Linked DNA regions of Mus musculus: region 2 is linked to region 1. Evidence: chromatin contacts called from ENCODE Hi-C or POLR2A ChIA-PET data. All regions are on one chromosome and are shown on one strand. Each heading gives the region's core, a stretch centred on a gene start or an enhancer-like site at or near the end of the contact. The rest is flanking DNA. Distances are from core to core; before and after follow the strand shown. Region 1 has its middle 41 kb from the start of 1810021M19Rik. Region 2 holds the start of Platr29 (a long non-coding RNA gene).

Region 1 (6,851 bases), core at 443-2,942:
AAAAAATTTATTGTGTGTCTGTGTTCGTGAGGGGAAGTCAGAAGACAATTGTGGCACCCGTTCTCTTCATCTACCTTTTTGTGGGTTCTGGTGTAACCTCAAGCTGCCAAGCTTGCAAAGCAAGAAAGCAATCAATCCCCTTTACTGGCCGACGTCTCACTCGATGATGATTCTTCTGTTTGGTTGTTGTGTTTCTGTGTTTTGAGACTGGGTTTCTCTGCGTGGTGTTAGTTGTCGTGGAGCTTGCTGGCGTGGGACTCACAGAGCTCTGCCTGCCTCTGCCTCTGCAGTACTGGACTTATGTAAGACACCACACCCAACCCCAGGCTGCTTCTTTTTCCCCCTTTAAGTTCTAAGATACTACATTGCTGGTCTAGAACACAAGAAGTAGTGAAAGTTGATCTTAATTTTTTTTTTTTTTAATTCTTTTTTGAGGCAGGATTTCTGTGTGTTTGTGTGTAGCCCAGGAGCCCAAAGCACTGCTCTGGATGCAATATATGACCCTCTGGAACTAGCTCTGTAGATCAGGCTGGTCTGTAACTCATGGAGATCCTCCTGCCTATGCCTTCCGAGTGCTGGGATGAAGGTGTGTGTCACAACTGTCCTGCTTGTCTTGAAATATTTTTTAGCCAGGTGTGGCGGCACACATCTTTAACCTCAGCACTGGGGAGACAGAAAAAGGAGGATCTCTGAGTTCAAGGCCAGCCTCCTCTACAGAGCTAGTTCCAGGACAGCCAGGGGTTTGTAGAGAGACACCAACTGTCTGGGGGTTGGGGAAACAACAGAAAAAAATTTAAAAGTAACTAATTAAAAACATTTTAAAGGGGGCTGGAGAGATGGCTCAGTGGTTAGGAGCACTCACTGACTGCTCATCCAGAGGTCCTGACTTCAGTTCCCAGAGACCACATGGTGGCTCACAACTGTCTGTAATGGGATCCAGTGCCCTCCTCTGGTGTGTCTGAAGACAGTGACAGTGTACTCACATACATAAAATAAATAAATATTTCTTTTTAAAAAATTATGTGTATGGGTATTTAGTCTCTGTCTCTAGATCATTACATCTTAAGTGTTTCCAGTGCCCAGGGAGACCAGAAGAGAGCATTAGAACCCCTACAACTGGAGCTCCAGATGGTTGTGAGCTGTCATGTGTGTCATGTGGGCACGAGACAGACCAGGAGCAGCTCCTGCTCTTAACCTCTGAGTCATCGCTCCAGCTCCACCTTGAGTCTCTCTCCCTCTCCCTCTCCCCCTTCCTCTCCCCTCCCCCTCTCCCCTCCCTCCCCCTCCCCCTTTCCCCTCCCCTTCTTCCTCTCCCCCCTCCCCTTCTTCCTCTCTCCCCTCCCCCTCTCCCTTCCTCCTTCCTCTCCCCCTCCCCTTCCTCTCCCCCTCCCCCTCCCCCTCTCCCTCTTCCTCTCCCCCTCCCTCTGTTGAGGGGTTAGGGAAACATGTATTTTAAAGTTTATATTACACACCAGGCCCAGGAATTGAGGCAGCAGGGATGGCTTGGTGACCCTGCAGAGTCTCACATCAAAGGGGATGACAAAAGCAATTATCAAAGACAAGAGCCTCATGGCCTCGGACAAGGCAAAGCCCAGAATGGCACTGGAGAGGAGCTGCTGGCATAGCTGGAGAAAGGGACTCCTGGCACGGCCAGTAATCAAGCCACCAAACTACATTCCAATGGCAATGCCAGCCCCAGATCCAGCCAAACGACTGTGGCAGCCCCAGTACCAATCACCTTGGCTGCTGTGTCACCATCCCTGGGAAACCACATTAAGGTCTTGAACTCTCTGGCCACCTAGAGAGGGGACTGCCTCAGAAGGTTTAGATAGGACCTCTGGAGGCTGGGAAGAGATGGCTCAACAGTTAATAGAACCCTGGCTGCTCTTCCAGAGGACCCGAGTTGAATTCCCAGCACCTACACGGTGGCTCAGAACTGTCTGTAATTCCAGTTCCAAGGGACCTGACACCCTCACATAGACGTACATGCAGGCAAGCCATCAATGCATATAAAATAAAAATAAATAATTTTTTTAAATAGGACCTTTGATCTTCTCTAGAGGGAGGCAGACACGAGCCTGATTAGACCCCTGGCACAGAATGGGAGAGATGAGCAGTGCCTTGGTGGTCTGGGCATGCCCACTTCTCTGCAGCCCCTGCTAGATCACAGCAGTCTCCCTATTTCCAGCCTTGAATTCTTTTTTTTTTTAAAAGCTTTATTTTATTTATTTATTTTTTTAAGTTTTTTTTTTTTTTTTTTTTTTTTAGATTTATTTATTGGTTATATGTAAGTACACTGTAGCTGTCTTCAGACACTCCAGAAGAGGGCATCAGATCTCATTACGGATGGTTGTGAGCCACCATGTTGTTGCTGGGATTTGAACTCTGGACCTTCGGAAGAGCAGTCGGGTGCTCTTACCCATTGAGCCATCTCACCAGCCCCCCAGCCTTGAATTCTTAATCCTCCTGCCTCCACCTCTGAATGCTGGGATTTCAAGTCTGTGATCCAGTTTACGCAGTCCTGGGGATTGAACCCAAGGCTCCGTGAATGCCAGGCAAGACTCTACCACCTGAGCTCCAGCTCCAGCCTAAGAGCCCTGGTCTGTGTGGGAGCTTGAGTAAAATGGCCTTCAGGGGCCACAGGGAGTGGCACTTTTAGGAGGCGTGGCCTTCTTGGAGGAAGTGTGTCACTAGGCTGAGGGCTTTGAGGTCTCTGGTGCTCAAGCTAGACCTAGCGTGGTGTTCACTTCTGCTGCCTGCAGACCGTGATGTAGAAATCTGGGCTCCTCCAGCACCATGTCTGTCTGCCCATTACCATGCTTCCCACCATGTCCATAATAGGCTAAACCTGTGAACTTGTCTGCCAGCCCCAATTAGATGCTTTCCTTTATTGCGGTAGCTATGTTGTCTCTTTCTTCACAGCAATAACACTCTAAGACAGTCTGTCTCTTTGTCCCAGATGACAACTTACAGTGCCTTCACAGGGGCTGGCGCTTCCCCATGGCCTGTGCTCCTGGCCATGTTGCCCTTCAACAGCAATCCTCTCCTTGGGTCCTGCCACCGGGCACAAAAGAGACAGCTTTTCTGAATGCATCTCTCCACCTCACCCTAGCTAATACCTCCTAGTCCCTTAGACTTTTTCCTCAGTTCAAAGGCTCTAAGGAGCAACTGGCGAGTGGTTCCACTCAGTGGGACCTCCCACGGGTGTCCAAGTTTCTCTGAGAGAGCCTGTGATCGGGGAGGTGAGTCTTTCTGGTTCCTTTTGCCAGCTGTACCACAGACATGAGGAGTCAGATCCATGCTATGTATCAGCGGCAAGGCCCTGGGGTCTAGCCTAGGGTAGACAGCTGAGAAAACAGTGTCCCCTGACTTTCTCTGGATGGAGCTTGGAAGACACCTGCGCTGATGTAGACAGCCCAGAGCTTAAAGTTCCCACAAGGCAGCTCGTCGGTGGTGGTGGTGGTGGGGGGGCTGGAAACTGTGTTGTTTGTGTCAGGACCTCATGTAGTCCAGGCTGGCCTCAAACTTGCTGTGAAGCCAAGAAGAAGCTCGAACTGGAGCCTTTACCATCCTGAATACTGGGGTTATCAGTGTACACCGTGACACCAAAGTTGATGGGGTGTGGGGGCAGGGGCAGCGGGCTCTGTGTTAGGCTAGCTCTCTACCAACTGAACTACAACCCCAGGCAGGTCCAGTGGCTGCCTTCTCACAGAGAATCTCTCTTTCAAGTCCCTTGTGGGAGTGAACGGTCATGGTGGCTGTGGGTGGAAGTTAGCTCGGATGGGGCCAGGACTATACAGGTTGTGACATCCTTCTGAGCACAGCTGATTCTGGGGTTCATTCTCATGAATGGAAATAGGGAGGGAGGTGCTTTAGTTTCTCTTCTATTTGCCATGACAAAGCACCATGACCGAGGTATCTTGTGAAAGAAAGCCTTTAATTTGGGGCTTTCAGTTCCAGAGGATTAGAGTCCATGGCCATCGTGGCGGGGCGCAGGGCAGCAGTCAGGAAGGCGTGGCGCTGGGGATGTGGCGGAGAACTCACACTAGATCCTCAAGCGCAGACACACAGAGAGAAAGTAAACAGTGAACGGCACTCTCAGCCGCACTCTTTCTCAACACTCTCACCAGCTCTGGATCCCAATATGACCCTCCGGGGAGCGGTCTCATTCAAACCACCAAAGCAAATTGTGCCCCATGGGCTCCTGTCTAGTTGGCACAAACTGGAGTCATCCGGGAAGAGGAACCTCAAATGAGGAATTGCCTCCTTCAGATCGGCCTGTAGGCAAGTTTGTGGGGGGCATTTTCTTGATTAATGATGGACGGACGCGGGAGAGCTGAGTTGACTGTGGGTGGTGCCACCGTGGGCTGCATGAGGAAGCTGTGAGCTATGAGGAGTTCCTGCCTCCAGGTTCCCACCTAGAATTCCTCCTGCCCTTCTGATGATGGATGTGAGCTCAAACACACCCCACTCCCCCAAAGTTGCTTTAGGTCGTGGTCTTTATGACATAAAACGAGAAGCAAACTTCTCTGGTCCCGCAGTGGCTTGGATGCAAACATCCTCGATGAGAACTTGAACTTCACGGGTCCTTCTGCTGGGCGACCGTACACTAGCAGATTCAGCAACCAGGTCTCCATCTTGACCCGACAGTTTCTTCTTGAAACTGTGTTTGGGAACAGTGGCAGTTGTTTAGGATTCTGTTGGGAGCCGCCCCCACATTCGCCGTTACAAGATGGCGCTGACATCCTGTGTTCTAAGTGGTAAACAAATAATCTGCGCATGTGCCAAGGGTATCTTATGACTACTTGTGCTCTGCCTTCCCCGTGACGTCAACTCGGCCGATGGGCTGCAGCCAATCAAGGAGTGACACGTCCGAGGCGAAGGAGAATGCTCCTTAAGAGGGACGGGGTTTTCGTTTTTTTCTCTCTCTTGCTTTTTCTCTCTCTTGCTTTTCTCTCTCTCTTGCTTTTCTCTCTTGCTTCTTGCTCTCTTGCTTCTTGCTCTCTTTTCCTGAAGATGTAAGAATAAAGCTTTGCCGCAGAAGATTCTGGTCTGTGGTGTTCTTCCTGGCCGGTCGTGAGAACGCGTCAAATAACAATTGGTGCCGAAACCCGGGACGAGAAAATCCGGGACGAGAAAAAACTCCGGACTGGCGCAGGAGGGATACTTCATTCCAGAACCAGAACTGCGAATCAAGGTTATAAGGTTCCCGTAACACAGACTGTTGAGAAGGATTCAACTGCCGAATTCAGAACTCATCAGCTGGGGAACGACGGTGATAAAGGTTCCCGTAAAGCAGACTGTTAAGAAGGATTCAACTGTATGAATTCAGAACTTTTCAGCTGGGGAACGAGAGTACCAGTGAGTATGTTTGGCCTTGAATTTTTTCTGGTGTTAGGAGCCCTTTTGTTCTTTTTCACATGCTATCAAGTGATTAAGATAGGGCTGAAAATTCTAGAGGAAATTCAGGACAAGCTATCAGAAGTAAAGCGGGAAGAAAGAGTAGGAACAAAAAGGAAATATGGTACACAAAATAAGTATACAGGCCTTTCCAAGGGTCTTGAACCCGAGGAAAAGTTAAGGTTAGGTAGGAATACCTGGAGAGAGATTAGAAGAAAAAGAGGAAAAAGGGAAAAGAAGAAAGATCAATTAGCGGAGGTCTCTAGGAGAAGGAGCCTGTGCTCTGAAGAAACAGACTGGGAGAAAAAAGCGGCTCATTATGAAAGAAAAGGATACCAGCCGCCAAGTAAAGTGCTAACTAGTCATTTAAGAAAAAAGCCAAAAGCGGCTGGCGAAGGCCAGTTTGCTAATTGGCCTCAGGGCAATCGGCTACCAGGTGCACTCCCGCCCTATGCGGAGTCCCCGCCCTGCGTAGTGCGTCAGCCCGTAGTGCGTCAGCAATGCGCAGAGAGGCAGTGCGCAGAGAGGCAGTGCGCAGACTCATTCATTCCCCGAGAGGAACAAAAGAAAATACAACAGGCATTTCCAGTCTTTGAAGGAGCCGAGGGTGGGCGTGTCCACGCTCCGGTAGAATACGTACAGATTAAGGAAATTGCCGAGTCGGTCCGTAAATGTGGAATCAGTGCTGGTTTTGCCTTGGTGCAGTTGGACAGGCTTGCCGGCGTGGCACTAACTCCTGCCGACTGGCAAATGATTACAAAAGCCGCTCTCCCTAATATGGGCAAATATTTGGAATGGAGATCTCTGTGGCGAGAGGCTGCACAGGCGCAGGACCGAGCAAACGCTGCTGCTTTAACTCCAGAGCAGAGAGATTGGACTTTTGACTTGTTAACGGGTCAGAGAGCTTATTCTGCTGAACCTGATAAGAGGTATCAATGGAAGGTCTTACCACAGGGAATGTCCAATAGTCCTACTATGTGTCAACTTTATGTGCACATGGATGACATCCTCCTGTGCCATAAAGACCTTACCATGCTACAAAAGGCATATCCTTTTCTACTTAAAACTTTAAGTCAGTGGGGTTTACAGATAGCCACAGAAAAGGTCCAAATTTCTGATACAGGACAATTCTTGGGCTCTGTGGTGTCCCCAGATAAGATTGTGCCCCAAAAGGTAGAGATAAGAAGAGATCACCTCCATACCTTAAATGATTTTCAAAAGCTGTTGGGAGATATTAATTGGCTCAGACCTTTTTTAAAGATTCCTTCCGCTGAGTTAAGGCCTTTGTTTAGTATTTTAGAAGGAGATCCTCATATCTCCTCCCCTAGGACTCTTACTCTAGCTGCTAACCAGGCCTTACAAAAAGTGGAAAAAGCCTTACAGAATGCACAATTACAACGTATTGAGGATTCGCAGCCTTTCAGTTTGTGTGTCTTTAAGACAGCACAATT
Region 2 (6,091 bases), core at 3,040-5,539, 56 kb after region 1:
CTGGGGCCCATCTCTAGAGTTGTCTGACTCCAGAACTCTGGGCTAACGTGTTCCCAAGTGGTACTGTTTTTTGGGTCTGTGGGCCAAGCTGTAGGAATTAGAGTTGGCCTTTGGCTATTAGGGGGGTATATGAGAGAGAGAATTTATGTCAAGTTCATGTCAGTGCCTGTGCACATGTGTGAGCATGTGGAAGCCAGGAGTTGATGTCTTCCTCAATCTCTCTCTGCTTTTTTTTTTTTTTTTTTTTTTTTTTTTTTTTTGGCAAGGTCTTTCAGTGAGTCTGGGCTGGCCAGTCAGCCCCCGAGAGTCTATAGGTTTCTATGTCCCCAGTTTTGGAGTCACAGTGTGTGCTTCAACTCTTGACTTTGTTTACATGGAGGTCTGAACTCAGGTCTTCATGCTTCTGTGACAGAGCTGTGACTAACTGAACCATCCCCTGTCCCCTGTTTCTGCGTCAGTGTCTCACTTGTACCCTTGACTGTCCTGAAACTCACTATGTAGAGTAGGCAAGTTTTTGAACTTGGAGCCATCCTCCTGTTTTGGTATACAGATTGGATAGAATTGTAGGGGTGGGTCACCCCAAAGGTACTGAAGTATTGTTTTTTTGTTTTGTTTTTGAGACAGGGTTTCTCTGTGTAATAGCCCTGACTGTCCTAGAACTCACTTTGTAGCCCAGGCCGGCCTCAGAGGCATAGAGACCCACCTCCTGAGTACCAGGCCCAGCTCAGTTCACTGTTTTTCAAAACCATCTCTCTGTATTGCCTTGGCTGTCTTGGAACTCACCTTGTAGATTAGGCTGCTTCAAACTCAGAGGTACACTCACATCCTGAGTACAGGGATCAAAGGCATGCACCACCATGTCCATTGTTTGTTTTAATTATTTCATGTAGCCCAGCATTTTGCCTGTCTCTATATGCACGATGTGTCTGCAGTGCCCACAGAAGCCAGAAGAGGGCACACAGTTGTGAGTCATCAAGGTGCTGGGAACTGAATCATTTGCAGGAGCAGCCAGTGTTCTTATCCTTTGAATGATCTCTTCAGCCCCCTGAACTATTCTAAAGTAAGTTATGAATGCTGTGACCCACAAAAAAAACCCAACTTCTCCATTTTTCAGGGTCCAAAGGCTCAAATTTTTGCTTTCCTTACTCAGGACATATATTTTGTCAAATTCTATTTTCTATTTCCTAGATCCATCCTTCTCTTTTTCCTTCCCTCCCCATCTTTCTCCATCTCGCGTGTGTATGTGTGTGTATGTGTGTGTGTGTGAGAGAGAGAGAGAGAGAGACAGAGACAGAGACAGAGACAGAGAGACAGAAAGGTTTCACTCTGTGGCTCAGGTTAGCCTCAAACTTACTGTTTTTGAACTTTTTTTAAACTCCTGGCAATCTTCCTGCCTCAGTTTCCCAAGTGTTGGGATTCTAGCCACAAAACACCACTCTCCCATACTATCCTTTGTTTTTCTTTCACGTCATCCTTGGTCTCTATGTCCCCAGTTCTGGAGTCACAGTGTGTGCTTCAACTCTTGACTTTGTTTACATGGAGGTCTGAACTCAGGTCTTCATGCTTTTGTGACAGAGCTGTGACTGACTGAACCATCCCCTGTCCCCTCTTTCTGCGTCAGTGTCTCACTTGCTTCCTGCCTGGTGTCTCCTGCTGACCCCCACTGAAGATTTTTGAAACTGATCTTTGAAAACTGCAAGTCAAATCATGATGGTCCCCTAGAAACACACCCAGTGGCCTTTGCTTAGAGTAAATTGCAAGTACCTTTTACAAGGGGCCTGCAAGATCCTGCACGCCTGGCCCCTGCTTCCTTCTCTCCCAAGCTCTGCCCCTTATGGCAGCCTTTCCCAACCTGTTCCTCACCCCTACCCTAAACTCTGTCCATCCACGGATGGATTTAAAATGTTCTCAGATCTACCTTGGAGATGATGTCTGTCGACAACGAACAGGCTATGCATGGGGCAGGTATGTCTTCAGTGAAGAGAATACAGAGACAGGCTCTTCACTCAGATCTGATTAGAATCTCTTGGAAAGGATTCTTGCAAAATGGAACCGTTCGTCTCCAGGAACAGAGCCTGGGGATGGACAGGGAAAATGGAAGGAACATTTCTTACCTGAAGCCTTTTAAACTCCTGACTCTTGACCTACCAGAGGCAAACCAAGAGAACAGACAGACTCTGGCCTATTTTGGGAAACCAGAAGTCCTCTCTGACTCAGTAGCCCATTCTTTAGAGGTGGTAATTATCTCGCCTTTGTTGCCAGCCGCTAGCGTTTTCTTGTCTGCTTTTTCCTGAGGCCTCCATCGAAAGCTTCCGGAGAACAGAAGTGTCCTCCGGGCAGTTTACCTGGACCTTATCCAGAGAGCCTTGGGTCTAGGCCGGGTTCTGAGTGCTAAAAGCCAGAAAAATATTTGTTGAATATGAATAGGGACAAGGAGCAAAGAAATAATAAACTCGACCCCCAAGGGAATTCATTACTAATTCTTCTTCTTCTTCTTCTTCTTTTTTTTTTTAAAAAGACAAGGTCTCGGGGCTGGCGAGATGGCTCTGTGGTTAAGAGTGCCGACTGCTCTTCCGAAGGTCCCGAGTTCAAATCCCAGCAACCACATGGTGGCTCACAACCATCCCTAATGAAATCTGATGCCCTCTTCTGGAGTGTCTGAAGACAGCTACAGTGTACTAACATATAATAAATAAATAAATCTTTAAAAAAAAAAAAAAAAAGACAAGGTCTCCTATAGCCCAGATTAGCCTCAACTCACAGCAATCCTCCTCTCTCAGCATCTCAAATTCAGGGACTACAGGCATAAGCCACTATAGCACATTAGTTCTTTCCTTTCCTTTCCCTTCCTTTGTTTTGTGTAAATATGTTTGAAGGCAGCCTGGGTAACAGGAGCCTGCACCACCAACCCCCCCCCCCCAGGGGAAAAAAAGCCCAAGGAAACCCATCCTTTCCTAAGAGGAGCCACCATTTCCTGTGTGGTATGGCTCCTGCAGGACCTGTCTCCTGCGTGTAGAGGTCAGAGGTCGGTGGGTACTCTCCCTCCACTATGTAGGCTCTGGGATGGGACTCAGGCCCTCTCTCTTGGAAGGAAGCCTCACAAGTGTCTCACCGTCTTCTTCGTTCTCTTTGTTGCTTAAAGCTTTATTTTATTGTTTGTTTATGTACACTTGTGTGCACATGTGAGTGTGTGTGCCTGCTCTCTCACAGGCCAGAACCCCTGGAGGTGGAGTTATATATAGATTAGTGTGGGGTGCTGGGAACCTAACCTGTTACATTGCAAGAACAACCAGGGCGATGAGCCACCTCTCCAGCTCCCCTTCATTCTTTTTTTTTTTTTTTTTTAATATTTATTTATTTTATTTTAGTACACTGTAGTTGTCTTCAGACACCCCAGAAGAGGGCATCAGATTTCATTACAGATGGTTGTGAGCCACCATGTGGTCGCTGGGATTTGAACTCAGAACCTCTAGAAGAGCAGTCAGTGCTCTTACTGCTGAGCCATCTCTCCAGCCCCCTTCATCCTTTTTTAATAACTGAAAAATACATTGTGTGAACCAGTCATGGGTGAGCACTGCGGACATCTGGTAGACCTGTGTATATACCTGGAGGTCCAAGTCCCTGGGTTATGTGGCTCTTCCTTCTGTCGTTGTTGTTGAACCTTTTGGGAGCTGCTAGGTGGTTTTCTGAACAGCCTATACTTTCCACAGCATCTTACAATGTCCTGTGTCGTCTGTTGATTCTAGGCATTTGTGCTAACAAGAGATGGTGGCTCAGTGACCTAGATAGGAAAGAAGGAAAGGAAGCATTATCTTAGGATTTCTTTATAATGTGTTTCCTTCCTTCCTTCCTTCCTCCCTTCCTTCCTTTCTTTCTTTTTAAAAATGTGTTTCAAGATAGGATTTTTCTATGGAGCCCTGGGATCGAAGCAGTGAGCACCACTGTCTCAGTTTTTGTGGGGGAGAGGGATGGGAGAGGTAGGGTTTCATGTTGCCCAGATCTCTTCCAGCTAGCTTTGTCCAAGGTGACCTTGAACTCCTAATCCTCCTTCCTCCACCTCCGGAATGCTGAAATGCTCTGTGTGAGCCACCACGACCTGTTTTTGTGGGGCTGAAGGATGGCTGGAATTCAGGGCTGCATGCAAACTAGACTCTAGCAACTGAGGGATGTCCTCAGACTTTTTTTTTCCTCTTTCATTTTCTTTTTGAGACAGTGTTGTCTCTCACTCTGTAGGTCTCACTGGCCCACCTCTGCCTCCCGAGAGCAGGGGAAAGGGTGTTCACAACTGCCATTTTTTTTTTTTTTATCTTACATATGCTAGGCTGCCCAGCATATGTAAGTACTCACTAGAATACCTCATTAGCCTTGAATTCTAGGCTGCCTTCCTGCCTCTGCCTGGTGAGAGCTGGGATTGCTAATTAATGTCACCACACCCTGCTTTGTCTGGGGTTCTGAGACGAGGCATACTGAACTGAACCTTTTGAAGGTTTAGTCCAGGTTCCTTTAGAAAGCCACTCCAGCAGGGTGGAGGTGGCACACACCTTTATCCCAGCACTCAGGAGGCAGACGCAGGTGGATTTCTGAGTTAGAGGCCAGCCTGGTCTACAAAGTGAGTTCCAGGACAGCCAGGGCTATATAGAGAAACCCTGTCTCGAAAAACCAACAACAACAACAACAACAAACAAACAAACAAACAAAAATAACAAAACAAACAAACAAAAAAAAAGAAAGCCACTCTCCGGGCTCTTGTTCACATGTTCACTTTGGAAAGTCTACTTCGACTTCTGATAAGATTTTGGGAGACCGATCTGTCTTGGTTGTCTCTCTGTACCAGCTGCTCAAACTGTGGGTTGAGATCCTTTCTTTGGGAGCTGAATGACCCTTTAGTAGGAAACACAGATATTTACACAAAAGTAGCAAAACTGCAGTTATAAAGTAGCAGTGACAATAATTTAATGGTTGGGGGTCACTATAGCATGCAGAACTGTCTTAAAAGGTCACAGCATTAGGAAGGCTGAGAGCACTGCTCTAAATTCTTGAATTGAAGGACTTCCTCCCAACTGGCAGTGGAACCCAGGGCCTTGGGCAAGCTAGGCAGGGAATGTCCACCAGTGACCTGCACAGAACACCTCAGCTCTTCATAGATGGCTTTTAGGCAAACACCCTAGCAACTGAAAGCTAGCTCTCACCCTACCTTTTCTCAGCCTGCTCAAGCAGGGTTGTAACTTCCTACAGTGTGAGCCCTAGGCCTTCCATCCTGCCTTGAGATTTACATAACCACCCAAGCCCCGCCCCCCAAAGGCCGGGCTCCTCCCTTTCTGGAGCCTGGTTGTTAACTTCACACAAACAGGCTTGGTTCTCCGTTCCATTTTTTGTTTTTTTGTTTTTGGCTTCTGGGGATTTCCCGTACTTTCTCGTGAACTCAGTTATTCATTTGAAAGATCAGTTGTCCTTTACTTAGAATTTCCACTTGTCTGCGTGGGGGCGGAGTGTTCAGTACTGCCTACTCTGGAGTGTTGCTGGAAATGGCCACCTTGGCTTTCAGGACACCGCTTCTTTTGGGGCTCTTCGTTCCACCTGGCATCTCTGGGTGTTCCTTCACATGTAACCCCAGCCTCTCCTGTCTCCTCAGGCCTGCAACTCCTCAGCTTCGAGTCCTTTAATGAACCAGCTGACTCATCTCAAATTGGAAATCAGACAGGTCAACCTGGTTCCTGTTTGGTCAGATATTTTTGGGCCCAGCTCTCTTATAAATCACTGGCCAGCCGGTGCCTTGGCTGTCCCTGGGGTGACACCCATGCCTGACCCAATCATCTGTAGTCTGAGCAGAAGTAGGCAGTCACATGATTCCGGAGACAGTGACTTCTGCCCTTCCTGTGGAAGGCAGTGTGGGTGGGGCAGGCTCTCCGAGCCTGATGGGTGCAGACATGGACACACGAAAAGGTTCCACAGTACTCGATTGACAACAGCCGGAGGGGTTTAGTGTTTTGGGTTTTTTTTTTTTTTTTCCAGCTGAATTCTTAACTTGGCTTCTAAGTTCACCCCTGGCATTGACATTGTCTGCCTGCCTCAACACATCCCCTTCTCCCGT

What was found. Hi-C counts contacts between places; a loop is a spot of excess contacts on that map. ChIA-PET counts read pairs that join two places held with the same protein, here RNA polymerase II (POLR2A).
Region 2: a map of left cerebral cortex shows a loop between it and region 1 (3-fold over the local background). The contact joins the promoter of Platr29 here to the enhancer-like site in region 1. A Hi-C loop is called at or near these places in 7 of 37 maps with a recorded cell type or tissue (Patski, gastrocnemius, heart and 1 more). POLR2A ChIA-PET finds 5 or more read pairs at or near these places in 4 of 5 experiments (Patski and embryonic stem cell).

What each region holds. Positions count from the first base shown.
Region 1 is chr2:165,923,744-165,930,594 of GRCm38, forward strand. No RefSeq gene overlaps it. Among named protein-coding and RNA genes, the nearest start is that of 1810021M19Rik, 41 kb to the left of the region's middle. Within about 2 kb of position 1,693, at least 1 of the 3 ENCODE cell types and tissues checked has a DNase peak (open chromatin) inside an H3K27ac peak, as active enhancers do; it is heart, where a contact is called at or near this core.
Region 2 is chr2:165,977,367-165,983,457 of GRCm38, forward strand. It overlaps Platr29 (a long non-coding RNA gene), which reads right to left and starts at 4,290. Exons shown (of 3, transcript XR_001783549.1): 1 at 3,606-4,290; 2 at 2,115-2,391.